4 separate regions of the Homo sapiens genome follow, and regions 2, 3 and 4 are each linked to region 1. The links are chromatin loops, found by intact Hi-C in ENCODE. Cell type or tissue: endothelial cell of umbilical vein. All regions are shown on one strand. Links, peaks and the distances in the headings refer to the core of each region. The heading gives the core; the rest is flanking DNA.

Evidence for each region. Hi-C counts contacts between places; a loop is a spot of excess contacts. Peaks named below come from ENCODE experiments on the same cell type or tissue, not always from the same donor. Only the 100,000 strongest peaks of a DNase experiment are listed, where the experiment ranks them.
Region 2: a loop joins it to region 1, with 15 times the contacts of the local background. A loop is called at or near these places in 2 of 110 quality-filtered maps.
Region 3: a loop joins it to region 1, with 11 times the contacts of the local background. A loop is called at or near these places in 2 of 110 quality-filtered maps.
Region 4: a loop joins it to region 1, with 7 times the contacts of the local background. A loop is called at or near these places in 3 of 110 quality-filtered maps.

The regions. Positions count from the first base shown.
Region 1 is chr3:43,390,781-43,398,303 of GRCh38, reverse strand. The region is part of intron 12 of ANO10 (anoctamin 10); the gene reads left to right. Among named protein-coding and RNA genes, the nearest start is that of SNRK-AS1, 43 kb to the right of the region's middle. In endothelial cell of umbilical vein, for the core only: no CTCF peak of the experiment used is centred there; a DNase peak (open chromatin) is centred at 4,053; H3K27ac peaks cover 3,997 bases.
Region 2 is chr3:43,740,489-43,748,011 of GRCh38, reverse strand. No RefSeq gene overlaps it. Among named protein-coding and RNA genes, the nearest start is that of ABHD5, 53 kb to the right of the region's middle. In endothelial cell of umbilical vein, for the core only: no CTCF peak of the experiment used is centred there; a DNase peak (open chromatin) is centred at 4,841; H3K27ac peaks cover 1,179 bases.
Region 3 is chr3:43,766,066-43,773,588 of GRCh38, reverse strand. No RefSeq gene overlaps it. Among named protein-coding and RNA genes, the nearest start is that of ABHD5, 79 kb to the right of the region's middle. RefSeq lists enhancers at 1-258, 2,625-3,124 and a silencer at 3,883-4,062. In endothelial cell of umbilical vein, for the core only: a CTCF peak has its summit at 3,977 (motif pointing left); DNase peaks (open chromatin) are centred at 2,728, 3,968 and 4,808; H3K4me3 peaks cover 412 bases; H3K27ac peaks cover 1,070 bases.
Region 4 is chr3:43,177,094-43,184,616 of GRCh38, reverse strand. No RefSeq gene overlaps it. Among named protein-coding and RNA genes, the nearest start is that of POMGNT2, 75 kb to the right of the region's middle. RefSeq lists enhancers at 2,758-2,807, 4,440-4,499, 5,206-5,500, 5,266-5,560. In endothelial cell of umbilical vein, for the core only: no CTCF peak of the experiment used is centred there; DNase peaks (open chromatin) are centred at 4,406 and 5,416; H3K27ac peaks cover 3,292 bases.

The sequences.
Region 1 (7,523 bases), core at 1,381-6,380:
GTCATGTACAAAATCCCACAATAGATAAAATGGACATGAAAACAGTTTTTAAAAGTTAAAGCCACTAGCCAAGTCTTAAGAGTCCTTGTTGTTAAGTTGCCATATCAATATTTGTTGTTATTTGTTCTAAACAACCCTCTCCATACCTTATTATATGGGAGACAACTGTGGAGTCCAGAGTCCTCTTCTTTTTATTTCCCATATGGCTTTGACCAAGGTAATATATGTCCATGAATCCCAGTTTCTCAATCTGTAAAACCTGGATTTAAATATCATACAGTTTTGAAGATCAAAAGTAAATGAAGGAACTCCTGCTTCCTGTCAAGATGGAGTAACAGGGACCAAACCCCTTCATGCCAGAAAGAACCCCCCAAAACAGACAAAATACGTGAATCAATGTTTTTCCAACAGTGGACATCAGGCAGTGAAGGACAGTGATCTCTGAGAGATAGAGATAGAAGAGAGACTATTTGAGTTCTACATTCGCCCCAGTTTGCCCCACTGAGAGGCAGAGTCTGGGGAGGCCACAGCAGCCAGAGTTCACAGGACAGAGTACCAGAGACAGCAGAGCTGCAAGGAGAGATAACCCCAGAGATCTGCTGAGGGCTCCATTTACTATTCAGCAGAGCATGTGCATTTGAGGAAGCTCTCTGAGGCTCAGAGGGAACAGTGTTATTCCTACTAGCCTGATTAGGAAAATCGGAATACACGAGGTGTTGAGTAAAACACTCAGAAAGGTATTGCCCTGTTAGTAGGGAATAATAAGTTGTGGACTGAGATCTGCTCTAAACCCACCTAACAAATGATAAAAACAAGACCCAAGAGGATTGAACTGCTTCTAACTTAACTGTATCCTAGAACAAAGCCCAGGAATATAAATATACGCCCCCCGCCCCATGATGAGGAGAATCATGATCAATTAGAACTGACCCAAAGCTGAAATACTTGTCAGAATTAGCAAGCAAGGGCGTTAATACAGTTATGAAAACTGTATTCCATATGTTTAAAAACTATACGGAGACATGCAAATACTTTTAAAAGATGCACACCTGACTTCTAAAGATAAAAACTACAGGGCTGGGCAGGGTGGCTCACACCTGTAATCTCAGCATTTTAGGAGGCTGAGGCAGGTGGATTACCTGAGGTCAAGAGTTCAAGACCAGCCTGACCAACATGGTGAAACCCTGTCTCTACTAAAAATACAAAATCAGCTGGGTGTGGTGGCACATGCTTGTAATCCCAGCTACTTGGGAGGCTGAGGCAGGAGAATCTCTTGAACCAGGGAGGCAGAGGTTGCAGTGAGCCAAGATCACGCCTTTGCACTCCAGCATGGGCAACAAGAGCGAAACTCCATCTCAAAAAAAAAAAAACTACAATGCCTGAGACAAAAAAATACACTGGATGGGATTAGCAGCAGATTAGACATTGCAGAAGAAAAAAATTAGTAAACTTAAAGACACAGCAATAAAATGACCTGGCATGCTGGTGCACACTTTAGGCCTAGCTATTCAGGAGGTGAAGGCAGGAGGAGCTCAGGAGTTTGAGCTCCTGAGCTATGTGAGCTACAGTGAGCTATGATTGCACTCCTGTATTCCAGCTTGGACGACAGAGCAAGGCCCTGTCTCTGGGGGAAAAAAAAGAAAAAACAATAAAACTTATCAAACATGGGCCGGGTGCGGTGGCTCATACCTGTAATCCCAGCACTTTGGGAGGCTGAGGCGGGTGGATCACGAGGTCAGGAGATCGAGACCATCTGGCTAACATGGTGAAACCCCGTCTCTACTAAAAATACAAAAAATTAGCCGGGTGTGGTGGCAGGCGCCTGTAGTCCCAGCTACTTGGGAGGCTGAGGCAGGAGAATGGCATGAACTTGGGAGGCGGAGGTTGCAGTGAGCCAAGATTGCGCCACTGCACTCCAGCCTGGGCGACAGAGCGAGACTCCATCTCAAAAAAAAAACCTTATCAAACGTGAAGCGAAGAAAGAAAAAATAATTGTAAAAATGAAAAGAGCTTTAGTGAACTATGGGACATCATCCAGCAATTGGGAATTTCCTCAACCTGATGAAGGGCATCTATGAAAAGTCTAAAACTGGTGTCATACTTAGTGATGAAAGACTGAATGCTTTCCCCTTGGTATAAGGAACAATAAAAGGGTGTCTATTCCTACCACTTCTTTTCAACATTATGCCGAATGTTCTGGCCAGCGCCATCAAGCAAAAAAAAAAAATAAATAAATAAATTAATAAAAGGCATTCAGAATAGAAAGGAAGAAGTAAAAAACTGTCTACTCACAAATGACATGATCATCTGCACAGAAAATCTGATGGATCTGCAGAAACTAGAAGTCGTCATTTGCAGGTTGTCTGTGGCTGCTTTTGCACCCCAGTGGGAAAGTTGAGTCATTGTGACAGAGACTATATGGCCCAAAAGCCTCAAATATTTACGTCCAGCCTTTTAATAATATTTTGCCAACCCCTGTTCTATAGATTCAGTATAATCCCAATAAGAATCTAAGTAGGCTTTTTTTTTTTTGTAGAAGTTGATGAACTTGCTTCTAAAATTCATATGGAAATGCAAAGGACCTAGAATAGCCAAAGCTTTTAAAAAGAAGAACACAATTGGAAGACTACTTGATTTCAAAGCTTATTATACAGGGGGGAATAGTGTAGATTAACGGAGCAGAATAGAGTTCGGTGATAACCTCACACATGTATGTACTACTGATTTTTGACAAAAGTGCAAAGACCATGCAGTAGAGAATAGTCTTTTCAATAAACGGTTCTGGAACAATTGGATATTCATGTGCAAAAAAATGAACATGGACCCATACATCATACCAAAATGGATTATAGACGTAGATGTAAAATCTAAAATTCTAAATCTTCCAGAAAAAAAGATAAAATATTTGAGATCTTACATTAAAATATTTGAGACCTTACATTAGGCAAAGATTTCTCAGCTACAATTCCTAAAGTATGATCCATAAACGTATGATCCACAAATCGATAAATGACACTTCATCAAAATTTAAAACTTCTGCCCTTCCAAATCTTGTCATCTATATAATGAGAAAGCTAAAAGAAAAGCAGGAGAATCTGCTAGAAAACTTTCCTAGGGTCCTCTGATTGTTAAAAAACTGATAATTACCCTGATAATTACCTGATAATAACATTGATTATTACCATCTCTGGGCTGGAGATGAACTGTATTAGAGAATTCAGCTACCCACCCTCTTCCCTCTCACCTCAGTCCCCCTTACCTTGTACCCTTTCTTCACTAGGAGAAAAAGCCAAGCAGCAAAAGAGTCCAGCAAAATCATAGTTTCCTAAAATAAGAAAACTTTTTACGAAAAGCCACATAAGAGTGGACCTCTCTTGAATACCAGAAGATATGGAAATTTAGGCAATTGGGAAGAAAAGTGGTTTGGAGCCAAGCAGCACTCCTAGATTTTTACCCTAAGACCTAAGCTTATTAGTGGTAGGACCTTGCCCATGTCAGTTACTACATCTGTAAATGGGAACACTGTGAGAATTAGAGATCAGGGCTTCAAAGTGCACCCCCACCCCTCCACCCGGGGCAGCTCAAGGTGGCCTTCTCTTAACCACTGTTGCGTTTTTCAGTTGTGCCAAGATAGGCTGCTTAGGTTTCTTCACTACCATGGGAAATGATTCTGTAAAATGGGAAAACTAAATGCAAGTGTAAGGGCGTTGTTGTTGTCGTTTTCACTGTTTCCTATAAATTCTACATCTTCTTACTGGAAGAGAAGATCTAGGCTCTAACTCTTTAGAGGAGATTAAACATTCCTGTGCAGGATGGAAAAAATTCAGGAAGGGAGCCAGGAAAACAAATATCCTGAAGAGGCTTAGGGTCAAGAGGTGAGGGTGGGAGAATTTGACACAAGGGAAAAAGAAAAATGCAGAGCTACTGGTGGTATATTTATGACAGGAAGGTTTTCCCATAGAGGATAGAGCTGGACTTTTCAAGGGGTGGCTGCCTGCCAGGCCTTAGTACAAGAAGAAGAGATCATAGGCAGGTCACAGGAAATGTGCTGCTGACCATGAGAGGTGGTGATGCCTGGGGGTAGGGACCAGAGGGGGACAACGTCTAAGGCCCCTCTTCCAGGGAGGCCAAACAGGAAGGATGTTGTCTCATTAGCACGGATTTCCAAGATGTGAAAGCATATCTACCAACACTTATCAGGCCTACCAGCCACCCTAAACTTCCCCCAATTCTCATGCAAATGAAGTGACAGAAAAAAAAAGTTATGATACCCTGTGAGTGTTCACAGCCTTTTCCCACCCCCAGGGGTGTTCATTCTCTCCTAGCTCAGTTCCTAGGCTTATGTATAGGGCAGAAAAATTAGGGGCTGGGCAGCAGGTAGAGGGGGTCTTGAGGTGCCATTGTCTTGCTCTGGAAAAGGCCAAGATCTGGAAATGGAGGGGTTAGGGGTAGAGAGAGAGACCAAAGTCTCTGAGCATTGGAGGAGGAGATTGGAAAGGGGAACCTTCATGGTGTAGGTAACAGGAGGGTTTTGCTTGCTTGCTTCCCAACATCACCTTTTGTAACATCCCAGAGTTACAAAAGGCAATGTTGAAAACTGGGAAAAGAATAAAAAAGAAATGAAAATATGTGCCCATGGTAAATGCAGGAGACATGGAGACCAGTGTGGCTGGAGGGAAAGAGAGGAGGGCTATGGAGAGTTGGCCAGGGATTTGCAGGAAGGAGCCTTGCACACAGGGCTGTTGCCTTTATCCCAAAAGCCCAGGAAGCCACCGAAGGGGCTTGAGCGTACGTGTATCATCTTTAGATTTATGTTTAGGTTACATCAAAAAAGACAGATTGGGGATGTGGCCAGAGAGGGTATAAGTAAACCAGTAAGAAGATGGTTCCAGGAGTTTCTGTGATGGATTTATGTGAAGGTGGTCAAAATGTAGAGAAGTAGACAAATTTGAGAAATGATTAGGAGATCAAGTCAATCAAAACCAATCTTGGTTTTCCGAGGCTCCAGAGCCATGCTCTGGGGTGAATGGCTGTGCACTTCACTTGATGGAAGGATAGCCTTGCTTCGGAAGATGATCTTGAATTTAGTGTTGTTAATTTATTAACATCCAAGGGAAATATGAGGTAGGCATTGGTTATGTGAGTGTAGAATTCAGAGGAAAGTCTGGGCTGGAATAAAGACATGTGCATGATCTGCATGTAGATGTGGCTGAGGCCATGGGTGTGCATGGTCTCTCTCAGGGAGAGCACATAGAGCCTCACTGTCCACAGTAGCCTGTGGCCATCTGTGCCTATTTGGATTTAAATTAGTTCAAATTAAATCAGATTAAAAATTCAGTTCCTCAGTTGCACTAAGCAAAATGAGGACCAGGAAATGCCCCCTTGGATTTAACAATATGGCGGTCACGGGTGACCCTAGAGGGAGCTATTTTAGTGGATGAATAGGGCCAGGAGCCAATGTGGAGTGGTTTGGGGAGCTAGAGTTGAAAAAGCAACCAGGATAGACAACTTAAATGCATTTGGCTGGAAAAGAGAGGAGAGAAATAGAATGTCGACTGAAGAGTGAGCAGGGATGAGGAGTGGAGAAGAGGGCTTTGTTTGTAGGTTTAATAAGAGAAACTAGTGTGTATGTTTAATAGCCAGTGGGCAATAGCCGAATTCTAGGAATTTGTCCCTTAGATTTACTCACATATATATAAGGGGATAAACACACGTGTGTGAGCAGCAATGGTTTAAAAACAACCTAAATAGCCTGGTTCAGAGCACTGGTTAAATGAATTCTCTTGTCCATACAATGGAATTATTGCAGCCATTCTAAATAAAAAGAGCTTTCTACAGTTCCTGATATGGGATCATCTCCATGATTTATCAGGCTGATTTTGCAAGATGCAGAACAGGATATATTATTGCCATTCTTTGTATTAAAAACAAGAGGATAGATGTTCCAGAGGTATCCTACACTGATATTTATTTTTTTAAACCACACACACTGAAAGAATGATCAAGAAAATTGCTGCTAAGATGGGGAACTGGGGAATAAAAGTGTGGGTAAATGTTTTTTTCACAGTATTTTTATACTGCTTGATTTGACTTTTTAAAAACTATGTACTTGTATTTTAACAATAAAATTTTTTTTTAAAGTCAGTGAGAAAGATTCAGTTGAGAGAGAGAAGTTAAATAATCAGGAGACAGGAGGGAGAGGGCCCACCTCCTGCCTCTCTGGTGAGGACCCTGTGATACTTTATTACTCCACTGACCAGAAGCTCCATGAAATCAGGTGTAGTTTTACTTAAAATGAGTTTTTGTGATACTAGAGTATCTTAGATCTAGGTAGATATCACCCATCCCATATTATCTATTGCTAGGTAACAAATTACCCCCAGACTTCACAGCTTATGACAAACATTTGCTCTCTCACAGTTTCTTTGAATCTACACATGGCTTACTTCAGTGCCTCTGACTCAGGATCTCTCTCAAGGCCACAGTCAAGGTGATGGCTGAGGCTGCAGGCATCTCAAGGCTCACCTTAGGGAGGATCCATTTCCAGGCTCACTCCCCTGGCTGCTGGCTGAAGATACCAGTTCCTCACCACTATGGGACCTCTCCTCAGGGCCACCCACAACATGGCTTCCATCACAGCTAGCAAATGAGCGAAGGTGCACCCAAGATGGAAACCATAGCCTCTGTAAACTCAGAAGTGAGCCTGTCGCTTTTACTGTATTCTGTTGGTTAGAAATGAGTCACTAGGTGCAATCCACACTCAAGAGTAGGGGATTCCACAAAGGAGTGAATCCCAGGAGGCACAGGGATCCTTGGGGCCATTTAGAGGCTGCCTACTATAAACCCTAAATTCAGCAAAGTTGAATACTTCTTATATGGTAGTGTTCTGTTCCAACTCATGGAAATAATTTTTGTTTCATGAACAAAAGAATTCATGCATTCATCCTTATATGTTTTTTTCCTCAGAATAGTCAGTTGCAGCTTTATTGTTCTGCAGTAATACTTTAGAACTTCCCGTCTGTTTTTGATATTTTCTGAATTTTATCATTTTGATACAGTTTGAGAAGTTTGATAAACTAGGAAACTGATTATCACTTCACCTTTCAAAATCATTTAGGGAACATTCTCCTGTAGTCCTTGTTTTAGAAATATACGCTGACATGAGTGGTTGTAAAAGGGCATAATGTCTGCAGCTTACCCTCAGATAGTTCAGAAAACATGCTGCAGAGAGAGTGATCAAGCAAATGGGGTGAATGTCAGCCATTGGTAAATCTGAGTGAGGGTATTCAGGACTCCTTTTTACTATGCTTATAATTTTTTCTGTAAGATAATGTCAAAGTTAAAATTTTGAAAAAGAAATTCTTATACTCCTCCCCAGACCTACTAAATGAGAATTGCAAGTGGGACCTGAGAAACTTATTTTTATCCTTAGATCCGTTCTGATTACTGATCAGCAAGGTTAGGAACACACTGCGTGAGAATACACTCATTCTACTCATAAAGTTGTCTTCATAGAGCATCTG
Region 2 (7,523 bases), core at 1,730-6,729, 350 kb before region 1:
TCTGCTACTCTTGCAGGTTAGGTTCCTCGAAGCAGAGGCTGAGTTTAATAGGGGTCAATCCTGGCGGGGCAGGATGAGCTGAGGAAGACGCCAATCTGTGACTCAGGCCCCACACAGCCATGGTCAGCCAAGGGCCTGGAGCAGGCTCGCCTGGCAGTATCCACATTTGGTCCAAGTGGCCAGACTCTCACACCCTGGCTCCTAAGGGGTTGGATACAGACTCCCTGGGGGTGTAACCTTGGGCAAGGTACACAGGAAAGAGCTTACAACCAGCAGCTGACTGCACGCCCGCAGCTGGCCACTGTGCCTTCCTGAAGGGGAGCTGGGCAGTGCAGCTCTGTGTCCACCACACAAACCCATAATGTTTTGACACTACCTGTGGAGCTGATGCTCTTGGCAGGACCGTATCTGCCTCTCCAAACCAACAGGAGCTTGAATATTCACATCATCGTTGTTCAGCCCTGTGGCCTGAGCTTGTCACTTGATTTCTGCTTCTAAGCCTCTATTTCCTTGTCTGTGAAATGAGACATAAAGACTCTATGAACTGAGGACATAGCGGGCCCTGGATACGGTGCGTGCCTTTCTCCTCCTCTCCTGCCTCTCGTCCCCACCCTCCATGAGGTGGCCAAGACCTTCTTATTCTTTATTCTCTACAAACGCACATTCTTTACCCTCATTTCTCTCAGCTCCCCAGGGCCCAGCTCCTCCCTCACCTAGGGCTGTTTGGCAGAGCCCCCTTTTTCTTTTTTCTTTTTTTTTTTTTTTTTTTTTTGAGACAGAGTCTCGCTCTTTCACCCAGGCCGGACTGCAGTGGCATAATCTCGGCTCACTGCAAGCTCCATCTCCCGGGTTCACGCCATTCTCCTTCCTCAGCCTCCCGAGTAGCTGGGACTACAGGCTCCCGCCACCGTGCCTGACTAATTTTTTTTGTATTTTTAATAGAGACGGGGTTTCGCTATGTTAGCCAGGCTTGTCTCAAACTCCTGACCTCGTGATCTGCCCGCCTTGGCCTCCCAAAGTGCTGGGATTACAGGCGCCCGGTCAGAGCCCCCTTTTTCAAAGCATCTGTCCTGCTCCCCACATCCCAGGGGCAAGATCTCTAAAAGAGCAATTGACCAAGTCTCCCTACCTCTGTTCCTTGCTCCCAATTTAAATCCCCAATAGCCCCCTGAACTTCCAAGCTGGATAAGTTTCTTACTGCTGCTGTAACAAATGAACACAGCAACATGAATCCATCATCTTATAGTGCTGGAGTTAAGAAGTCCACAACGGATCTCATGGGACTAAAATCAAAGCATCCACAGGGCTGTGTTCCTTTCTGGAGGCTCAAGGAGAGAATCTGTTTCCTTACCTTTTCCAGCTTCTAGAGCAGGGGTCCCCAATCCCGGGACCACAGACAGGTACTGGTCCGTGGCCTATTAGGACCAGGCTGCACAGCAGGAGGTGAGCAGCAGGCAACCAAGAGAAGCTTCAACTGTGTTTACAGCCACTCCCCATCACTTGCATTACTGCCTGAGCTCCACTTCCTTTCAGATTAGTGGGGCATTAGATTCTCATAGGAGCATGAACCCTACTGTGAACTGTGAATGCATGTAAGGGATCTAGGTTGGGTACTCCTTATAAGAATCTAATGCCTGATGATCTGTCACTCCCATCACCCCCAGATGGGACCATCTAGCTGACCATCTAGTTGAAGGAAAACAAGCTCAGGGTTCCCATTGATTCTACATTATGGTGACTTGTATAATTACTTCATTATATATTATAATGTAATAATTATAGAAATAAAGTGTACAATAAATATGATATTCTTGAATCATTCCAAAACCATTCCCCTCCCCACACCATCCATGGAAAAATTGTCTTCCCCAAAACTGATCCCTGGTGCCAAAAAGGATGGGGACCGCTGTTCTAGAGACTGCCTATACTCCTTGGCTTATGGGCCCCTCCATCTTCAAAGCCAGCAGTAACCTGTCAGGTCTTTCTCACATCACATCAATGTGACATTGACTCTCCTGCCTTTCTCTTCCACATTTAAGGCCCCTTGTGATTACACTGGCCCACCTAGATTATCCAGGGTACTATCCCATTTAAGGTCAGCTGGTTAGAAACCTTAACTCCTTCTGCTATCTGAATTCCCCCTTGCCATGTAACATAACAGGCACAGGCTCCAGAGATTCAGGCCTGGACATCTTTGGGGGGAAGTTACGTTGTCATTTTGGCCACGGTCAGAATCCCTTCACCAGGGTCTTCTTAACACAATGCAGCCAGAGGAAACTTTCAAAAAACAAGCCAGTCTGTGATCCCTGATTACACTCTCCAATTGACATTAAGAAAAGAATCCTGAACCAAATTACCTAATCTAGGCTCTCTGGCCTCTGCCTTTCCATTGCCTCATTTCAGGCTCCTCTTTCCTCCTGTCTTTCCTACCAACCCACAAATGTCAGAGAGTCCCTGTCCTCACCTCGTCCTGTCCTGCCACCTGTCTTCCCTATCCTGCCGCCTGCTGTGCCCACTGTGTGAATTACCCCTCTCTTCCCTCTGTGTCTGTCACATCTTCCTCAGTCTCCAGGTCCTGAGCAAGTCATTTCCTGGGGGCAGCCTCTGAGCTCCCTGCCAAGCTGCTGCCTCTCCTCCTTGCATTTGCAGTGACTTGTTTAACAACTAATCACATAAGTGAAAACTGCTGTGGGGATGGTGTCATAGGCAGAATAATGCACCCCCAAAAGTGTCCAGGTCCAAATCCCCACAACTAGTGAATATGTTACCTTCCACGCAAAAGGGACTTTGCGGGTGGGATTAAGTGAAGGATCTTAAGATGTGGAAATTTTCCTGGATTATCTCAGTAGGCCCACTGTAATCATAAGGGGCCTTATAGGTGGCACACAAGAGAGTCAGACATTAGAAAAAAGAGACATGACAGAACCAGAGGTTGGAGTGAGGCACATTGAAAATGAAGGAAGGGGCCACAAGCCAAGGGATGCAGGCAGCCTCCAGAAGCTGGAAGGGGCCAAGAAACAAATCATTCTCTGAAGCCTCCAGAAGGAACCAGCCTTGCTGGCACCTTGATTTTAGACGTCTGGCCTCTAGAACTATAATACAACAAATTTGTGTTTTTGTAAGCCTCAAGTTTGTAGTAATTTGTTACAGAAGCAAAGGAAAACTAATACAGACAGGAACTGAGTCTGTGTCTGCTCAACATGGTATCACCCAAGCCCACAGCAGTGCTTCCCGTAGAGTGGAGGCTCATTAAGTATTTGATGCATGGACAAATGAGCCTGGCAGGAGATAGTGAATTAAACCCCCCAGCAGACAGACTGTAAGAGCTCCTGCTCTTCACTGTTCCTCATGCCTGTGCTTCCCCAACGCTTTCAATTCCCAAAGGAAGAAATGTGGAAAACCACTTCTCAGAGTTGGCTGTGAAAGACAAAAAAAAAAAAAAAAAGGGTGGGGGGAAGATTAGAATAACAGGCTGCAGGGGTGGAGGGGTCCAGGAGATGCCACCTACCATACTAATCTCAAGCCAGAAGGGACTATGGCTCACAGCCAAGACCTCTGGTACCAAAGAAGAGACTGCCCAGTGGCAAGACTCTTCCAGGCTACCCAGCCTATGGGGCGGAGCAGGGAGAGTTCCCAGGACCCCTGGGTGAGTGGAGGTGCCTTTGGAGGGCCATAGTCAGGGGATCTCGCTAGCCTTAGCGAATGAGGGACCTACCTGGCCAGGCTGAGTCTGCTTGGACAGGCCGTGTTGGGAGGGCAGCTCTGAAGGCCCTGCTGTGCTGCATGCACAAATGCAAGGAGCTCTGACAGCTTTTTCTCTCATAAGTTCAAACGCAGTGAACCAACAAAGGAGGTGTGATATGGCAGGAGGCAGGGGAGGAGAGAACCAACTGGTTGTGGGGGGAGGCGTGGGGGTGAAGCAGGGAATTCAAATGTTTCTGTAATGTTTATTTCCTAAAAAATAAACTGAATATGACAGAATGCTAACATTTATTAACTCTAGGAATGGGTTATATAATTCTACAATTCTCTAAATTTTTCTGTGTTTAAAATATTTTTAAAAGAATAGAAAAATGGAGAAAGTATTGTTTTCTGATATGTATTCATAAATGAATCACACTAATTCTCTCTCTTTCTCTGTCTCTCTCTCTCTCTCACACACACACACACACACACATTTCTACATAGGCTAATTGTCCATTCCTGTCTCCTTTTCCTCTCATCACTAAAATAATTTTCTCTGTACATAGAATTTATATAATCACAGCAGACTTAGTGCTTTTTAAAAATTCAATGAGTTTTCTTATCAGTTTAATTATTTCAACACATTGTTCAAGTTAATTAACTTTCATTGAGTTGATTTACTTTTATAGAAAAAAAGGTTTTTAAGCTCAGAAAAGATTTTTAGAAGTCAACAATATAGAAATGAATGTCGTTGAAATTCTAGTTGTAAAAATACTTATCTATATTTTCCAATCACCCTACCAGCTACCACCTAGACATAAACTCTTAATAATTTGTATATTTCTTTTTGATCTTTTTCTTAAAGCAGAGGTGAAAATATGTGACTTATGGAAATGCGTATTCTTTTTCCCCTTAACATTGCATCACAAGCACTTTATCATACCACTAAAAACTCTTTCTATGCATAATTTTAATGAATCTTTAACACTCATTTTAACGTGTACCATAAATTGTCTCTACTCGTCAACATTTAGCATGTTCTATTCTTTCCCTATTACTATACTGCTGAGACAAACATCTTGGCATATGAATCTTTGACCCCAATGATGTTTATTTTCTTAGGGAAGTTTCCTAGAATTGAAACTGCCCTGTGTTACTGAGTGAAAGGGCATACAAGTTTTTAAGTTTCTTGATATCAGCTGCCAAATTGCCTTCTAGAAAGGATGTAACAGTGTCACGTGGCCACCAGAGAGTGTCTGTGCTCCAGTCAGTTTGGCAAGAATTTAGAAAATCTAGTTCATTGGTTTAATTTGCTTTTCTCTGATCGCTCATGAACTTGAACATTTTCCCTCAACTGTCTTGAGCATTTTCATGTCTATTTTTGCCTATTTGTATTCTTTGCCCACATTATCTCTGGATTCTCAGTGTTACTCCTGTCTTGTGGATATGAGTCCTTTATTTACTAAGCACATAGCCCTTTGTCTATTATATACATGAAAAGCATTTTGCTCCAGTTTACCTTTTGCCTCTTAATTTTGCATATGATGCTTTTGGTGCATGGACAGTAGTTTATGTAGCTTTATCTATTGATCTTTTCCTTTCAATTGAAATAAACCAAACAACAACAGTCCACATAAAAACATAACCCAAAACTTCAATTTGAAATACAAAGAACTGGTGACGTGGCTCACACCTGTAATCCCAGCACTTTTGGAGACCAAGGCAGGAGAAGCCCAGGAGATTGAGGCCAGCCTAGGGAACATAGCGAGATCCTGTCCCTACAAAAAGTTAAAAAATGAGCCAGGCTTGGTGGTGCATGCCTGTAGTCCCAGCTACTTGGGAAGCTGAGGCAGGAAGATTGCTTGAACCCAGGAGTTAGAGGCTGTGGTGAGCTATGATCACACCACTGCACTCCACCCAGTGTGACAGAGCAAGGCTGTCTCTAAAAAAATAAATAAAAAGTAAAAAGTAAACATAAAAATATAAAGAACCAAAAACAGGCAAGATGAAACAGGTGACCATTTAATTTTCTGATTCACTTGAAATGTACTTTGGTATACAGCAGAAAGTGGAAACTCTCAATTGGCTTTTTTCCTCAAATAGCTAATCAGTGTCCTAACACCATTCGTTGAACAATAGTTTAATTTCCACAGTGATTTATTGCCTTTTATTTATTTATTTATTTATTTATTTTTTGAGATGGAGTTTCGCTCTTGTTGCCCAGGCTGGAATGCAATGGCACACTGCAACCTCTGCCTCCCGCGTTCAAGTGATTCTCCCACCTCAGTCCCCTGAGTAGCTGGGATTACAGGCATGCGCCACCATGCCCAGCTAATTTTGTATTTTTAGTAGAGATGGGATTTCACCATGTTGGCCAGGCTAGTCTTGAACTCCTGACCTCAGGTGATCTATGCACCTTGGCCTCCCAAAGTGTTGGGGTTGCAGGCATGAGCCACTGTGCCCGGCCAATTTATTGCTATCTTTATCATGGATTATATTTTGTTGTGTGCTAGTGTTGCTATTTGACAACAGTGGACGCCCCTGCTCTTGAAATTCTCTCTTTCTGTGGTTTCTCCCAGTTCTCCACCTATCCTACCTCGCTGAATAAAATGCTTCCATCTCCACTGCTCTTCCATTTCCAAAGCTGGCCACCAAGAACAGAGGCTCCCTGGAGCTGCAGCCTGGGCCTCGGCTCCCCTCAATCCATGCTGCTCCCTATGCTGTGGTCTTCCCTCCTGCTGTGTGTCACTGCCACCCTCTTCCTAATGATGCCCAGGTCTTGATATCCAGCCCATGCCTCTCTCCTTAGTTCCTGACCAACTGCCTCCTGATGTCCTGTGTAAAGAGACATCTCAAAATCAATCTTTCCAAAATTGCGTGTGTCACCTATTCCATCAGAACTTTTCTGGCTGGTTTACAGGCTCAGAGTTTGGGTTGAGTTTCCTCGAGGGTGTGTGGTGTGTGTGTGTGGGCGGGGGGGGGTTGTAGGGGAGTGTGTTATAAGCATGCATAGTAGCCATCATAGTAACAAGCACCTTGCGAGGGTGCAGGGAACACCAGAATCCAGCCAAGTTCTCGAGGTCACTCAGTCCTGCTCCAGTCACAGCAGCTTGGGGCACCTCAGCAGCAAGAACCTGCCCCTTCACACCAGTAATCTGCCATCAAAAGGACTCAATCTCTCCCTGAGTCTGCCCTGGCCTCTGAGCATGACTGGCTCACACTTTCCCTCTCCAATCACATCTCTAGTCTACACAAGGACTCTTCTTTACTTGTAACTTGAGTGGCCCATCTGACCCATCATGGCCCCCATCCTACCCCTTGGCTTCTTTCACCTTCAGCTTCCATCAACTGTGTCATTCTTTCCATTTCTCAGTTCAAATTCTTGAGCACAGGAATCTGACCAACCTTGATCCTTTCACTCCAGACCATGCAGGTTAACAATGCTGATACTGCTTTACGTCTATATTGGAACTGAATGGTTAAGTGGATTGATGATGGGTGATGGGAGCCAGTGTTCTTACTCTTGGAACAGGACTTCACAGGTAAGCCAGAGGCACCAGAGGCTTTGCTTCTCCAATGTCCTTGTTTTGACCCCCCTGTTGTCTTTTGGCTTTCCCAAGGACCACTCTAGATAGAGTCTGTCTTGTGGCCCTTTCAGCTATAATCCACTATTATTATTACTATTATTATACTGGAAACTGCTAGTATGGTGATAAGGTATTGGGGAGGGAACACCTGCTTCCCCCACCCCAACCCACCCTGCCCTTAGGCCCTTAGAGGAGTTGGGAAGGCCAATGTGTGCAGAGTGGGAAAGGCCCCATCCTCCAGATGAGCCTAAG
Region 3 (7,523 bases), core at 1,208-6,207, 380 kb before region 1:
GCCTTTGGGGAGTGGAATGCAGGGGAGAATAAGTCAGCAGGTGGGTCAGACAGCTCTGAAGCCTTGCTAGAAAGTTCTAGCCTGAAACAAAAAGCTGCCAGAGGCTCCCTCCTCCTCACACCTCCTCCTTGCCACCAGGGCTGGTCTCTGCAGGCCGGCAGCTACAGCAGGATGACTTGCAGGTTTTGCTGGCAGAGCAAGCTCCCGCCTGGCTGGGGCAGAGAGCAATTCCTCTGGCCACTGCCTGTCATGCCATAGCTGCTGGACCTCTCAAGTGACTGCCTGGGGTCTGGAGTCTGGAGTCTGGAGTCTAACTATGAGTGGGACTGGGGGGTCAGGCCCAATTCAGCTTGACTGGTCCAGCTCTCCCAGTCCTTAGCGTTCATCTTCCCTCCCCTGCCAGATGAATCTCCTTTCCAGGCTCTGCTTCCCCAGCGATTCCCAGACAGAGACAGTCCATCTCAGTCACTGGATATTGGCTAATTGATTGGGTTTTTCTGCTCCTGTTCCAGAGTCAATTGAGAAAGTCCTCAGACACCACTTTGAAGGGGAAAGATGACTCAGGTGGGATAATTTCTAATTGCCCTAAATTCTGCTCTCATGGAATTGGAAGGGACTTTGTAACACACCCCCAGCCCCTGCTTTCACACAGGGACCCCATTAAAGCATCCAGAGAGGCAGGAATCTACCAGGTTTCCCAAACCTTGGAAGAAAGGTCCCCTCCCAGTCACCTCCCCCTAGGGAGAAAAGTAGAGCATCCTAAGGGGAGAGGTCTCCGCCCCTGACCACGACCACAATTGTGAGACCTTCCTCTCTCCCTTCGCTTAACTGACAGAAATGTTTTCCTCTTTTTGAAATGTGGGAACAAGAAAGCCATTTCACTGCTAAAAAACAGACTTGGAAGCCGAGGATCAGGCCACCCTTAAGAAGGCTTTGTTGAGTCTCCAAAATATTCCACAAAGTGTTGATGTAAACAATGCACTACTAATTAAATGTTACAAAAAAAAATTCAAGTACACTGTTCCTTCCTCAAGTCTTTCTGAATCTGCAAACTTTAGACTTTAACCATGAAGTTCATCTTGCAAGTTTTAAACAAATTTTACTTAAGTTTAATCAAATTTTACTTAAGACACTTCAGTAGAACTCTCATTCCCCAAATAAAGAGTTTTAATACAGAAGAGCGGATGGCTTAAAGCACCTGATTTCCCTCTCATATAACCACTTGTGGTAATGAACTTAATAAGATAAAGGCATTGCCATTTTCCATTAAATTATATTGCTCTCAAAAGAAATCAAAATCAAAACTTTAAATATTTTAAAAATCCATTTCAAATCATGGACATTAAGAGATGTAATCTGGAATACTGCCTCCATTGCTTGACACATAAACAGACTTCAGAATATCACATCATTAAACCTAAGTTTTCTTTTAGTAAAATGAAGTTAAATAATAGTCTTTATGAATATCCAGAGACCTGTGCACTTATAATATGCACACCTGTTTGTATATTATACTTTAATATTAATCTATCTCTCTGTCTCTGTCTCTTTCTCTCTCTGTCACTCTCACTCTTTCATAATCCTTGTTCATACTCATCTCCCGGGAATACTGTGAGAATCAGAGGGGCTGATGTACTTGGCAACGATCTGTAGACCACCAAGCACTAGAAGAGGAAGAGGACACCCATCATCACAGAGCAGGTGGCCTCACACACCCACACCTATCAGAACTGGGACTGGCAAGAGGCAGTGGGACGGCATTTAGAGAAGAGGCTGGAAGAAGGCAGATTCCACCCCGCACCAGCTGTGCTGCTTAGGCAATTCTTTGACTCCTCTGTCCCAAGTGTATCTGCCTGTAAAGTGGGCACAATAACCATTGCTTCACAGGATAAACGCCAACAGGGTGGGCTAACTATGCAAATACATGACAGATGCCTCCTACAGCTGCCCACACTTCTTCTCCCCACCTACCTGCTGGCTTTAGTCCTTCCTTGTGCTCTCAGTGGCTGCTGCTGTCTGACCAGCCCCCTGCTGCCCCCCTGCCTGCTCCTGTGTGAGGGCACTTTGGGGCCAGATGCCATGCAAGATGACACGGAGGAGGCAAGGCAAAGCTGGCCCTCAAGGGTCCACCCTGGGGTCCTGATTCCAGGCCTTCTCAGGTTCCACTCTCCCCTCCTCTGTACACAGACCACTCTCCTGCTCTCTTCGTTAAGGTGTTTAACCTTCCAAAGCCTCAATATACTTGTGTGTAATAAAAAGAAAAGAAATAACAGGTTCAAGAAACCAGACAGCAGCGTGAGGATAGAGGTGACAGCCTTCACTGTTGGAAGCATCTTTTCTTGGCTCTGAGCGGTAAAGCAATGCACCCAGGGTCACAAAGACAGAGGTGGCAGCCAGGATTTTAGCCCAAGTGGCCTGACGCCAAAGTCTTGTCTCCCTCTCAATGCAGCTGTGTAGTGGGGCTAGACCCCAGTCTTCTCCATCTTCTCCCCTGATGTCCAATCTAAGCACAAGCAAGGGGCTTGCTGTGGAACCACAGCTTCAGACAAGCCCCAGCCACACCCACCTCCACTGAACGGCCACCTCTTCCTGCCACTTTGATGCAGAGATAGGAGCTGTGCCAACGCAGAGCTGCCCACAGTGGAGAGGGAGTGGAGGGTGGAGCTGATGCTCGTCTCTCAGGACTGCTTTCCCAGTGCCAATATCTAGGTCACCCTCCTGATCCCCAGTGTGATGACTCACCACTCGCCTCTGTCACAGCCTGATAAAGAACTCGAGCCATTAAGAAATGGAACAAATTACTAAATGGGAGGCACAAGAGAAACCCAGGATTAAATTAGTTCATTATTCATAAATCATAAATGACTCTTCCTCTCACTGATGCTTGTCTCTGTCTACCTACTGGCCTTGCAAGAGCAACAGACTTCTATAGGCAGGAGGTCAGAGACACAGGAGGCCCAGGCTGAGGGCCCCAGGGTTGGCAGCCACCTTTAGGCAAAACGGCTGGGCTGGCCTCGGCCCGTTGCCTCTGAGCTGCTCTCTGGACTGCAGGGTCTTGGAACTGAGTCGCCGGGTTTGTAGGGCGAACACTGCAGTGCCTGCTCCATGGCCTGCTGTGCCATGGAAAGGTTCTGATACCTGAGGTGTCTAGTATGGTTGAGACACAGTTGTTGTGTGGGCCGGGTTGCCTCTGTGAAGTATGTCACCTCTGTGCACCGGATCATCTCTGTGGAGTGTGTCCCTGAGGGCCATATCACCTTTGTGAAGCATACCACCTCTGTGGAGCATGTCACCTCTGTGGGCCAGGTCACCTCTGTGGAGTGTGTCACCTCTGTGGCCTGTGTCACCTCTGTGGAGTGTGTCACCTCTGTGGTCTGTGTCACCTCTGTGGCTTGTGTCACCTCTGTGGGCCATGTCACCTTTGTGGGCCAGGTCACCTCTGTGGAGTATGTCACCTCTGTGGAGCATGTGACCCCTGTGGGTCATGTCACCTCTTTGTGGGCCATGTCCCCTTTGTGGGCTGTGTCACCCATTGGGGAGTGTCACCTCCTCAGAGCATATGACATTTCAGGGCATATGTCATTCCTGGAATGTGCCTCCTCTCTGACGGGCGTGTCTCATGACCGAGAGTTCCTTGATGCTTTTCTGTCCTGGCTGGAAAAAGGAGCAGCCTGGGCCCCTCCCGGGGCCTGCCGTGCTTGGAATGGAGCCAGGACGGAGAGGGACCAGCCAACCCAGTGCCAAGGACGCCAGGGCATCTGTTCCCCAGCCCGGAAGGAGATCCCGCCCCGCTCTCAGTCAGGCCCCGCCCTGCAGGTCTGCAAGCCTCCTCCAAGGAAGGCGGAAGGAGCCGGGGCCGTGTCTCAGGGAGCCCGAGAGGCGGAGCCCGGGAGGAGGCCTGAGTGGGCTGGGGAGGGAACGAACCCTACCAGGATACTGGAAAGGGACACGAGAGAGAGGAGCCGCCCCCTGCTGGTCACAGCTGGGAAAGGCGCTGCAATCAAACTCAGTCCCAGGGCACGGTGCCAAGGGAGGCGGAGGAACTGCAGTGGTTCCCGATGGACATCTTGTTGCTCTTAGTGTCACCCCAGCGCATGCATGATTCCTAAGCTATGGGTCAGGGAGTCCCAAACAAACAGCAGTGTTATTCTGGAACTACTTGGATGAGGGTATTTTCCTAACTAGAGCTTACTGGGATTGTGCAAGTGGCAGGGACTACTCTCTAGGTCACCCGACGTAAGGGGCCAGTTGTATTTGAAGGGTGAGCCAAGACTAGAACAGAGGTGAAGGGAGGTGAAAAGGTGACCAAACAGCTGGGTGCTGCAAAGTGCCTGACAGCAGGAGGTGGACACAGGTTCTTATGTAACAGCAGTAAGTGCCATATGCTAACAGCCTGCCATGTGCCAGCTGTACCCAGGGTCTCTGAACCTAGCAGTGTCCCTATGCACATCTCACAGGTGAGGAAAATGAGATCTAGTAAGTGACAAGTGTCTAAGCCAGGATTTTAATCCAGGTCTGAAGAACTTCAGAATCCATGTTTTATTCATGTCACTTCTGAATTTGGGCCCATTAGCAGGGCCAATGTGCTGGCATCTTAGCAGCAGCTAAAGCAGGCATCTGCAGCCCCCTCTTGGTCTTGCCACACAGTCCTGGCTACACTGACATTCTAATTGGGAGGAAGGTCAGATTTCTCCATTCTCCATATCCAAATTCATCTTGTCCACTTTGATTCTTGGATTTGATCACTTCCCACCCCACCTCTTACTTAACTGTTCCCTGGGCAAAATTCCAGCCTTAGCCAGAAGGGCACTGTTCCTACTAAAGTCAGAAGTCAGAACTTCCTCCCTTCAGCCTCTCCAAGCTCCTTCACAGCCGGCTCCTAGACTCAGCCTGCTGCTGACATGCACAGACAGTGCCCTGGCCCGTCACTGAAGCTCCCTGGGATCCCACAACCCATCTGACTCGACACTGATTTTTACAGCTTTGCAAATAGTTGCCTTAGTTCCCTTCCCCTGAATGCATTATAAAGTTAAAGGGAGAAAAAGAAGTCTTTAAAAAATCCCCCAGCTATCTTAATTAACATGCAGAATGCTTTTCTGGCAGTGCACAGGCTGTGATAAAACGGGAAGCTTCTTAACACAACATATATTTAATCTGTGGCATTCGCTTCCACATGAAATTCAATCAGATATTTTAAGGGAGTTAACAAGGGCTCTCAGATCGAACTGTGAATAAATGCAGGTGTGATAAATACACTCAAGCTACTGAGATGTTTTATCAAATGATAAAGGTGTTGAGTGGGGTGGGGTTGAAGGACAAACCTTAATTCTAATTCTGTACGTTGTCAAAGAGGGTAGGAGAATTTATTAGACAATGCCAGGGCGATCTAATGACCCATTGCCTCTGAAAAATCAATTAAACTTGCTCATTTGTTCTGTTTTTCCAGGAATCTTTAATTCAAGTCTGCCGTATGCCAGGCACGAGGGAGGCAGTGACCAACCAATAACGCAGTTCCAGTCTCTGCCCTCAGCCCCAGCTCTGCCTGATGAAACTCACAATCTAATAGGGAAAGGTGGATAATAAACAAGTAAACAAATGCAAATGATAATTTCCAATTGGGTTAAGTAACAGAGTAAATGAGAGGGTGTTCAGGTAAGACATCTGCAAGGAGTTGATACTTGGAGTGAGACCTGAAGGATGAGGAAGGGCCCGCCATGCACCAGGGAAGAGCCTGTTGATGTTTCTGAGACCACAAAGCCCTGGGCATGTTGGGGGACCAGAAAAGAGCTGGGACTTGGTGAGCAGGCAAGCACTATAGAACAGCATTTGGTCGCATAGGTAAGCCTAACCACATATCCTTTCTTTTTTCAAATTAAAGGTTTCATCTGCTACAAATCTGTGGAGAAAGGATGGTTTGGCTGCTGGTGTGAGGAGAATAGTTCACTACAGGGAGAAGAATAAAGCCACATCTTCCATCACATACAAATGCAAACACCTAACAGATCCAAGACCTCGCTATGTGAAAGCCAACAGAAATAAAGAGTTAATAGGAAGGAAGGAGGGGAATATCTTTGTGTTGTTGGGATGAGAAGGGTGTCTTAACATAATTCAAAAACATAACCCTCGGATGAAAACTGGGCAAATCTGACTATATCAAAATTAAGAATTTTTTTAAAAGAATGCTTTAGACAAAGAAAACAGATAGGTGAAGACTTGGAGCAGATTTTGCGTTGTCTAAAGCCAAAAGATAATATCTATAATAAGAGCTGGCAAACTACAGCCCACAGGGCCAAATCCAATTGGTCACCTGTGTTTGTAACTAAAAATAAATAAATAAAGTTTTATTGGAATACATCCATGCCCATTCATTTATACATTTATGTCTATAGCTGCTTTTGTGCTACATCAGCAGAGACAATATGACCTTCATAGCTTAGAATATTTAATATCTAGCCCTTTACAAAAAACAAAACCAACCAAAAAAAAAAAAAAAAAAAAAAAAAACCTGTGTCAACTCCTGATCTAGACTACAAGGGAAATGGGTAGGAAACTCACTAGAAAAATTGGCAAAGGCTATGAATAGCCAATTTGCTGGACAGGAAATGAGCTGGCTAACTAATACCTGATGAAATGACTAATCTTGCCAGAATTTAGAAGAGTGCAAATTGAAGCAATATTGAGATTCTTTTAATGCCTATCAGGTCTTTAAACATTGGAAAAGTAAGTGTGAGGAATACTTAGAGAACTAGTAAAGCATTACTTGTAAAGATGACTTCTGGTTGTGTATGGGAGGGTGCCTATGGAGGAGACTGGTGTGTGAGTCAATGGACTGAGTGAGGAAGATCTGCCCTCATGTGGTCAGCACCATCCAATCTGCTGGGGGCTGGAATAGAACAAAAAAAGAGGGTATAGGATTTCTCCTTTCTCTCCTAGAGCTGGGGATTCTCTGCTCCTTCTGCCCTTAGATATCATAATTCCAGACTCTATGGCCTTGGGACTCCAGGACTTACACTGGTGGTCCCTCAGGTTCTCGGGCCTTTAGCCTTGGGACTCCAGGATTTATACCAGCGGCCCCTCACGTTCTTGGGCCTTTGGCTTTGGACTGAGAATCACACCTTGGTTTTGAGGCCTTTAGACTTGGACTGAGCAACACTACTGGCTTCCCTGGTTCTCCAGCTTACAGATGGTCCAACATGGGACTTCTCAGCCTCCGTGATCACATGAGCCAGTTCTCCTAATAAATCCTCTTTCCTATATCTGTATGTATATCCTATTAGCTCTGTCTCTCTGGAGACCCTAAAACAATAAGTAATACCAAGTGCTGGTGAATATGAGAAAAAATAGGGATCCTGAAGCTATCAGTTAGAGTGGAAATGTGTCTAGCCATTCTGAAGAGCATCTTGGCAGCATTTGGTTGAGCAGCATGAAATTGCCAATATTGACCCTGAGAAGGATTCCCTGGGAAGGCCTCCTGTGCCCTGCTCCCCACCCTAGTCCACTGGACAACAAAGTCAGGCATGGGC
Region 4 (7,523 bases), core at 1,286-6,285, 210 kb after region 1:
ACCTTGCCAATCCTGCAGGCCCCTCTGTGACTTCACTCTTAAGCTAGGCCACCGTAGAAACCATTCCTGGTCTCCATCTGGGTCTAAGTGGTGGTGGTGAGGTCCTGCCAGTGCCTGGCCCTCCCTAGAAGGAGCTCTTCGGGGGTTCTTAAGCTGTTTGTGGGATAAGCTCAGATAGAAACAAAAAGCAAGCTTACAAAGGACCAAAAGACTCCTATTGTCTTTGGTCCTCACTTTCTCTATCTGAAGACAATGAGGGAGTTGGACAAGCCAATCCCAGAGCCTTTCATTGCCCTAATCAAGATCAAATATAGAAATGTGAGCCAGAGGGAAATACAGGAGCCCTATCAAAGCTAGGCATGATAGGGCCTAGCTTGGTGTCACAGAGAGGAGGGCTCAAGCTAGGGGCTAGGAGGAAGACCCCAATCCCTATGGCCTGTTTGAGTGTATTATGTCCCTACCACATCAGCCAGTGTTTACAGGTTCTCTCCTGGGTTCTGATCTAATCTGATCTACTTCTGCACTGGGCTGCTCCGTCTCCCTGACCCCGTCTCCCCATCATCTGGGAAATTTTTCCACAGTTCCTGTTTCTCTCCTGAGCTTCCCTATCTCTGAGTCCTTAAGGGAAGGACAAAGTAGGACCCTCAGGTTGGGATTTCTGACTGCAAGCAACAGAAATTAATCAGATCTCAGCTGACTCGAGCAAAAGAGAAATGCATGAAAGGACACACAAGTAGCCCCAGAGAAAGGCATGTGTCAGGGTCAATTGATTTTTATCCTTGTGTGGCTCCACCAAGATTGAAATTCCTGGGAAGAAAGGATCTGCTTGGCCTTATGGGTTGGAGTGGGACTGGGTTAACATTTCTACCTATGTTGAAAGCATTTTCTAATGTCAGATGAACTGCTGTTATAGAAAACAAGGAGAACATCTGTTGAACAGACAAAAACAACTGATGCTTATCATTGGCTCATGCTCGTTAGAACATTCTGGAAACACTTTAGGATAGAGGGAGAAAGGTCTTGCTGTTTCTGCTCTTTGAAACTGCAAATAAAGAAAGTTCTGCTTTTGGAATCTGACTTAGCCTTAAGATGGATATGTTTAACTTGTCAGCATGTTGACAATGATAATGCCTTTGTTAATGAATGCCTTTGTTAACGAATGTTCCACATTCATTGACTTATTTTTTTCACAACCCCCTGTAAAAAAGGGAAGCAAGGCATTATTATTCCCATTTGACAAGTAAGGAAAACCAGGGCCTAGACATGAGTGGCAAGAACATAAAGGACATGCCTATGGCTACTCCTCTCCCCTCATTCTCAAACCCTCAATGAGACCAGAGGCCCAGCCCAGTGACCTTCTGGCTCCTTCATCTTCTGGCTCCTTGATCTCCATAATGAAGATGATGATGTCAAAGGACCTCCCTGGCCAGTATCTTTAAAAGGGAAATGACGATCAGGCGGGGTGACTTATGCCTATAATCCCAGCACTTTGGGAGGATGAGGAAGGTGGATCACCTGAGGTCAGGAGTTTGAGACCAGCCTGGCCAATATATGAAACCCTGTCTCTACTAAAAATACAAAAATTAGCCAGGCGTGGTGGCACACGCCTGTAATCCCAGCTACTCCAGAGGCTGAGGCAGTAGAATTGCTTGAACCCAGGAGGCAGAGCTTGCAGTGAGCCGAGATCACACCACTGCCCTCCAGCCTGGGTGACAGAGTGAGACTCTGTCTCAAAAAAAAAAAAAGGGTAACCTTGGACTCTGAGAAATTCTTCCATGTTTTTCCTAATATGCATCTCATGAGCTGCCGCATTTCCTTCTCTCGCACAATTTCAGGGATTGCAAGCAGGTTTTGCACTCCAGTTGCCAGTGACTGAAGTAATATGCTGGGAATCTTAGGTCAAGTGTGTGTGCCTGTCTGTGGCTGTTAATGTTCCAGTGAGCCCCCGGAGCCAGCCCAGTGCCTTCCCAGGACAGGAGATGACCTTCTCTCCGGGGATGACCATGAAGCTCCTGGAGCATTGGGTGCAGGAACAGGGCAGGTATCAAGTACAGAGGCCCAGATTGTCGCTTTGCAAGCAGGCTGTGTTAGGCTCTAGCTGTCTCTCACTCATTCCCACAGTCTATATATTCCCTTTGTTTCCCCAATTTTCTTCTTTCTCCTTGCCTTTCTCCTCTTCCTTAACTTATCTGTCTCTCTGTCTCCTGTGCTTTCATGTCCTCTTTCCTCCTAGAAGCCCAGCCCCCTTGGTTTCCTCTTGTCCCTCTCAGGGACAAGAGTCTAAAAAGACAATATGTCCAGGCACAGTGGCTCAAGCCTGTAATCCTAGCAGTGTGGGAGGCAGAGGCAGGTGGATCGCCTGAGGTAAGGAGTTCGAGACCAGCCTGACCAATATGGTGAAACCCCATCTCTACTAAAAATACAAAAGTTAGCTGGGTGTGGTGATGTGCGCCTGTAGTCCCAGCCACTTGGGAGGCTGAGACAGGAGAATTGCTTGAACCTGGAAGGCAGAGGTTGCAGTGAGCAGAGATTGTGACACTGCACTCCAGGCTGGGTGACAAGGCGAGACTCCTTCTCAAAAAAAAAAAAAAAAATTAAAATTAAAAAATAAATAAATGAAAATAAAAAGAATATAACCCATAGGTTATTGTCCCTGGGTTTGTCCCTGATAGAAGCCCAGCCTTGGCCAGTGCCCTATCACATATTATCTATTATACGAGCAGCGCCATTGCTATCGCGAAGGGATCTGTCATAGAAAATGCAGAGACTTTGAACCCCAGACTCAAGGTTGAATCTTCCTCCGCCGTGTGGCTTGGAGCAACTTGTTTCACTTTAATGCGCTTCAGTGACCTCTCTATAAAATGCATAATCATCATCATTAGTTCCCGTAGAGAGTGCATGAGATGACAGGTGCAAGGACCAGCCCAGGGAGGTGCCTCGGTCACAGGGAGTGACTTTCCTAGGAGTCTCCTCACACGTGTCACTCTGCCTGGGGCCAGCTTTCCTGGGGGACAGGTGAAAAGCCAGGCCAAAAACACAGGAATGTTTCTGCTGGAATGTGTCCCTTCCTGCCCTCAAGATCCCATCTCCTCTTCTAGCTTTGTTCTCACTTTTCAGTTCCCTTAACGTGACATCTCTGGTCACTCCACACTGGGCCACCAACGGGAACTGTGAATGATAGAAAAGACCCATCCCGGGGAGTCATGAGTGAGCATGGTCCAGCTTCCCAGATCCTGCCCCCAAGGCTGCGGTTTAATCACCAAACCATCTGAGCAGGTGTTACACGTAATTCGGGCCAGGTGTGGTTTAGGGAGGAGGTGTGGAATGACTCAGATAATAGATTTTGAAGTCAGGGTTATGTGAGTACAAACCCTGACACGTGTCTCCAAACCCTGTGACCTTAGGCAAAGTTACTGATCCCCTCCGAGACTTGGTGCCCTAACTGTAAACTTTGGTGATGACCCCTTTCTTAAGGGATTATAGGAAGCATTAGAGGTCATCTGTGGAAACCCTCTGACACACAGAAGGTGTGCAATCAATCCTCCCTCCCCCATGTTCTCCACAGCCAGAACAAGGAAGAATCGCACATGCTTGCATGGTGCTCAGTGTGCCCCGAACTGTTCAAGCGCCTTGCCTGTATTGTCTCATTTTATCCCATCACAACCCCATAAGGTCACTTATGTTATTATCACACTCATCTTACAGATAAGAAAACAGAGGGATGGAGAAGTTAAGTAACTTATTCAAGGTCACCTAGCATGCCAGAGCTGGGAGTGACAGTGGCTGTAATTGGTGGGCATTTGAGCTCGACTTGCATGGGAAGCTTTGGTGGAGGGTTGGGGGATCCTACGCCCTAAAGGGCACACAGGGCTATAGAACTCCCACGACCCCCTTGCAGATGCTGCCCATGGGGTATGCAGAAGAGTCACATGAGCCCAACTATCTAAGGACTTTGTCTGCAGGGGCTGCTGGATTTGTGGCCACCAACTTCTGCTGGACCTGTCTTTTGCTGCATTTGCTCGGCCACAGTTTCTCAGGACGGTCCCCTTTTCTCTGGAGCTCTTTCCAGCAAGTTTATTAAAAAGAGGGACCAGGTGAGCAGAAACAGATTGGATGTCAGAGACCAGGAGACTTCTGGCCACAGAGCCTGAACCATTTACTCTGTTACCTGAGATTATTTTTTCAAATGTCAAAGGCCTAATTTAGGATGACCCAGATGTTCACCAGTGCTCCAATTAATAAAGAAAAATGTATTTAAAAAGCCAACTGCAGAAGCAAACACATTTTGCTTTCGCAATTCTGTTGGGCTGCACCCTGGCCTTGACCTTAAAATAGCTCAGTTTACGTGCTGACAGCATATACATACACAGTCAGGATTTCCTGTGTCTCCACCTCACCATTTCCTCTCTGCCTCGGAGCTGGTCCCCTTCATTCCTCTTCCTCTCCCTCCCCACAACTTGTTTAGGTCCGTGAATAAATGTATAGGAATGTTCTGAGAAGCAGGAACATTTAGACTCCAGCCAGACAGGAGTTCAAATTCCACCTCAACCATTTCCCAGCTATGCAAGCATGAGCAGTTCACCTCTCTGAGTGTCAGATTTTCACTGGAAATTGTGAGAATACATGAAAATGATTTATCCCAGAGCCTAGCACAAGGTAAAAGAGCAATAATTGGAAGAGACAGGGAAAAGCCTTTCACCAAAAGCTAAGTGTGAGTTGGAGGCAGGGTGCGGCCTAGGGGGCCCCTGGCTGGCTTTTGGAGGACCTGCATGCCATTTGTCTCCCTCCACGGCTTCTGCCCCAGACATGGATTCATCCTGCTCTCATTTCTGCCTCTGAGATGGGTGGGCCCCATCTCTCCACAGAGCCATCTGCGACTCCCTCCTACCGAAGTAAAATGGACTTTTCCTACGTGTCTGCCCAGGACTCAGCCAGACTGATGAACTGAGCTTGGGGAACATTTGAACAGATTGAGGTGATGTTTTTACCAAGGCCCAGGAGCGATGCTTCAGGCAGCTCCAGCTGTCCGCTCGGCCTGTATTTCCCAAATATTTTGGACCAGGAGTGCCAAAAGCAAGCCCCTGGTCCAAGACACTTGGGAAATATTGGCCATGAACTATTCTGGCCATTTAGGAAATACTGGCTGTAAACTATGCTTAACACCAAAGGAGGACCAATGGTAGCCACTTGGGCAACAGTAGACAGAACCATAGAGGAAGATCTTTGCCTTGAACTTGAAGTCACACTGCTCAGGTAACTGTTCTGCCAATCTGTGCATCTGTGACCTCTACCTTCCCATTGCAATCAGGAGCCAAGGTCCAAAGATCACGGTTAGACCCCACTCTGCTTGTGACTCATGCATGACACAGGGCAGGCCATTACCCTACCGTTCTGGATGAAGGCAATAATCGTGTTTGACCTCTCCCTGCCTCGTAATGCTGACTCGGAGGATTAATGAGGAAATGAGAGCTAAGCTTTGTGAATGCCAGCCTTGTTCTCACGCTGGCTCCTCTGATTATTCCACAAAGCCAATGAGAAATAGCAAAGGTCAAAATTCTCTGTGAGGTTGAATATTCATGTTGCAGGAGGCGCCTCTCCAGGTATGGTTCTGCGCTCATGATCTGTGTGTCTCTGGTGCCAGGCCCCAGGGGGCACACTTACAAAAGGTGTACGGGGTGACGGTGGTGGTGGCATGGGTGTGGCATCTCCAGGTGCAGGCCACATGCCTGGGGTGTTTCACATGGCAAGTCAGCCACAGAAATGGGTCTTGCTGGGCCTTTTGGAAGCTTCCAGTGGTGCACCTCACAGACTGAACAGCCCCTCTCAAGATGAGGGTTACCATAAGCAATGCCATCATCTGTCTCACTGAGATGCTGCTACTCAACATTGGCTCCTCTTGTTTTCCACAGTCAACCTTCATATGTAATTTAATTTTGCTCTCTCTTCTGGTCAGTTGACAAACCCCGCAACACCATCTCTAGGATGCCATGGCTGAGGCCAGAGCTCTAGGAGGGCAGGAGCAGGGAAGCAGATGGGACAGTCGGCTGTGGCCCTGCTTCATGCAGCCAGCTTGGAGGAGCTGCTTCCCTCGGTGCTGTGGATTTTTTGAGTTAAAATTGAGAGCTTCCGGCCGGGCGTGGTGGTTACAGCTGTAATCCCAGCACTTTGGGAGGCCGAGGTGGGTGGATCACGAGGTTAGGATTTCAAGACTAGCCTGTCCAAGATGGTGAAACCCCGTCTCTACTAAAAATACAAAAAATTAGCCAGGTGCGGTGGCAGGCACCTGTAATCCCAGCTACTCGGGAGGCTAAGGCAGGAGAATCACTTGAACTTGGAGGGCAGAGGCTGCAGTGAGCTAAGATCGCACCACTGCACTCCAGCCTGGGCGACAGAGTGAAAAAAAAAGAGAGAGAGCGAGAAAGAAGAAAGAAAGAAAGAAAGAAAGAAAGAAAGAAAGAAAGAAAGAAAGAAAGAAAGAAAGAAAGAAAGAAAGAAAAAGAAAATTGGGAGCTTCCTTGGTAAAAGGTCTGGACAGCATCAAACTGGTTACCTCCAAATCATCAGACTTAGGGGTAGAACAGATTATTTCCAATTTAAGTTCGTTTGATAAGTAGTCACTCACATGGTTCAAAAATCAAAATAATATAAATTAGATATGATGGGAAATCTTGCCCACCTCTACCCTGGTTCACCCAGTCCCTCTGCCATACCCCTATGGGAAGCTACTTTTATTAGCTTCTTATGCATTCTTCTAGTATTTCTTTATGCAGATTCAAATATGTATTTTCATGCTGCCACCACCGTTAAGCACACAAAAGTTAGCATATGGTATTCCCTGTGTATCTGTCAGAATCTGAATAGGAAGCAAACGGCATGCTCCAGCCGGATAACTGAGGAAGGTTTAACTGTTCACAAGGGTGTGTGGACTAGGTGTGCAGGAGGCAATGAGGAACAGGGCTGGCAAATGCAGGGGAGTCAGAGGGGGGGGGGTGCCAAGGAGTAAATACCCCCACCTCGCTCCCTTTCCACTCTCTGGGCCTTCCGCAGGGCCCCCATTGGCCAATCCCTACCAGAAGTCATAAGGCAAGGAGGCCTGGCAAGGAGGCCTGTGGATGCAGTCTTTACAAGTCAGCCTCCGGACACAGAGCATTATGGAGGCAGGTATGGACAGCTCAGGGGTCCCGTGGAGAATGCATAGCACACCCTCCAGGGACACTGCCTTTGATTACCTGACAGTGTATCCTGGAGATCTTTCCATATTACTCATGAGTTAGATTTTAACATTGCTCCTGTTCCACTTGATCACCTTCTGCCCAGCATTGCCAGTGCACTTCTCCCAGGACAGCTGCTGCGCACCACTGCAGAGGGTATTACACCATCCGGCCATCACATGGCCTAGGTCCCAGTGTCCACCAGCCTGCTGGAGTAATCCTTTCCTTCAAAAGCCAAACATAGATCTCCGGCCCCCTTGTACATCCCTGTCAGCAGGCCAGTGCTCTTCTGGGTACTTCCAAGAAATGTTA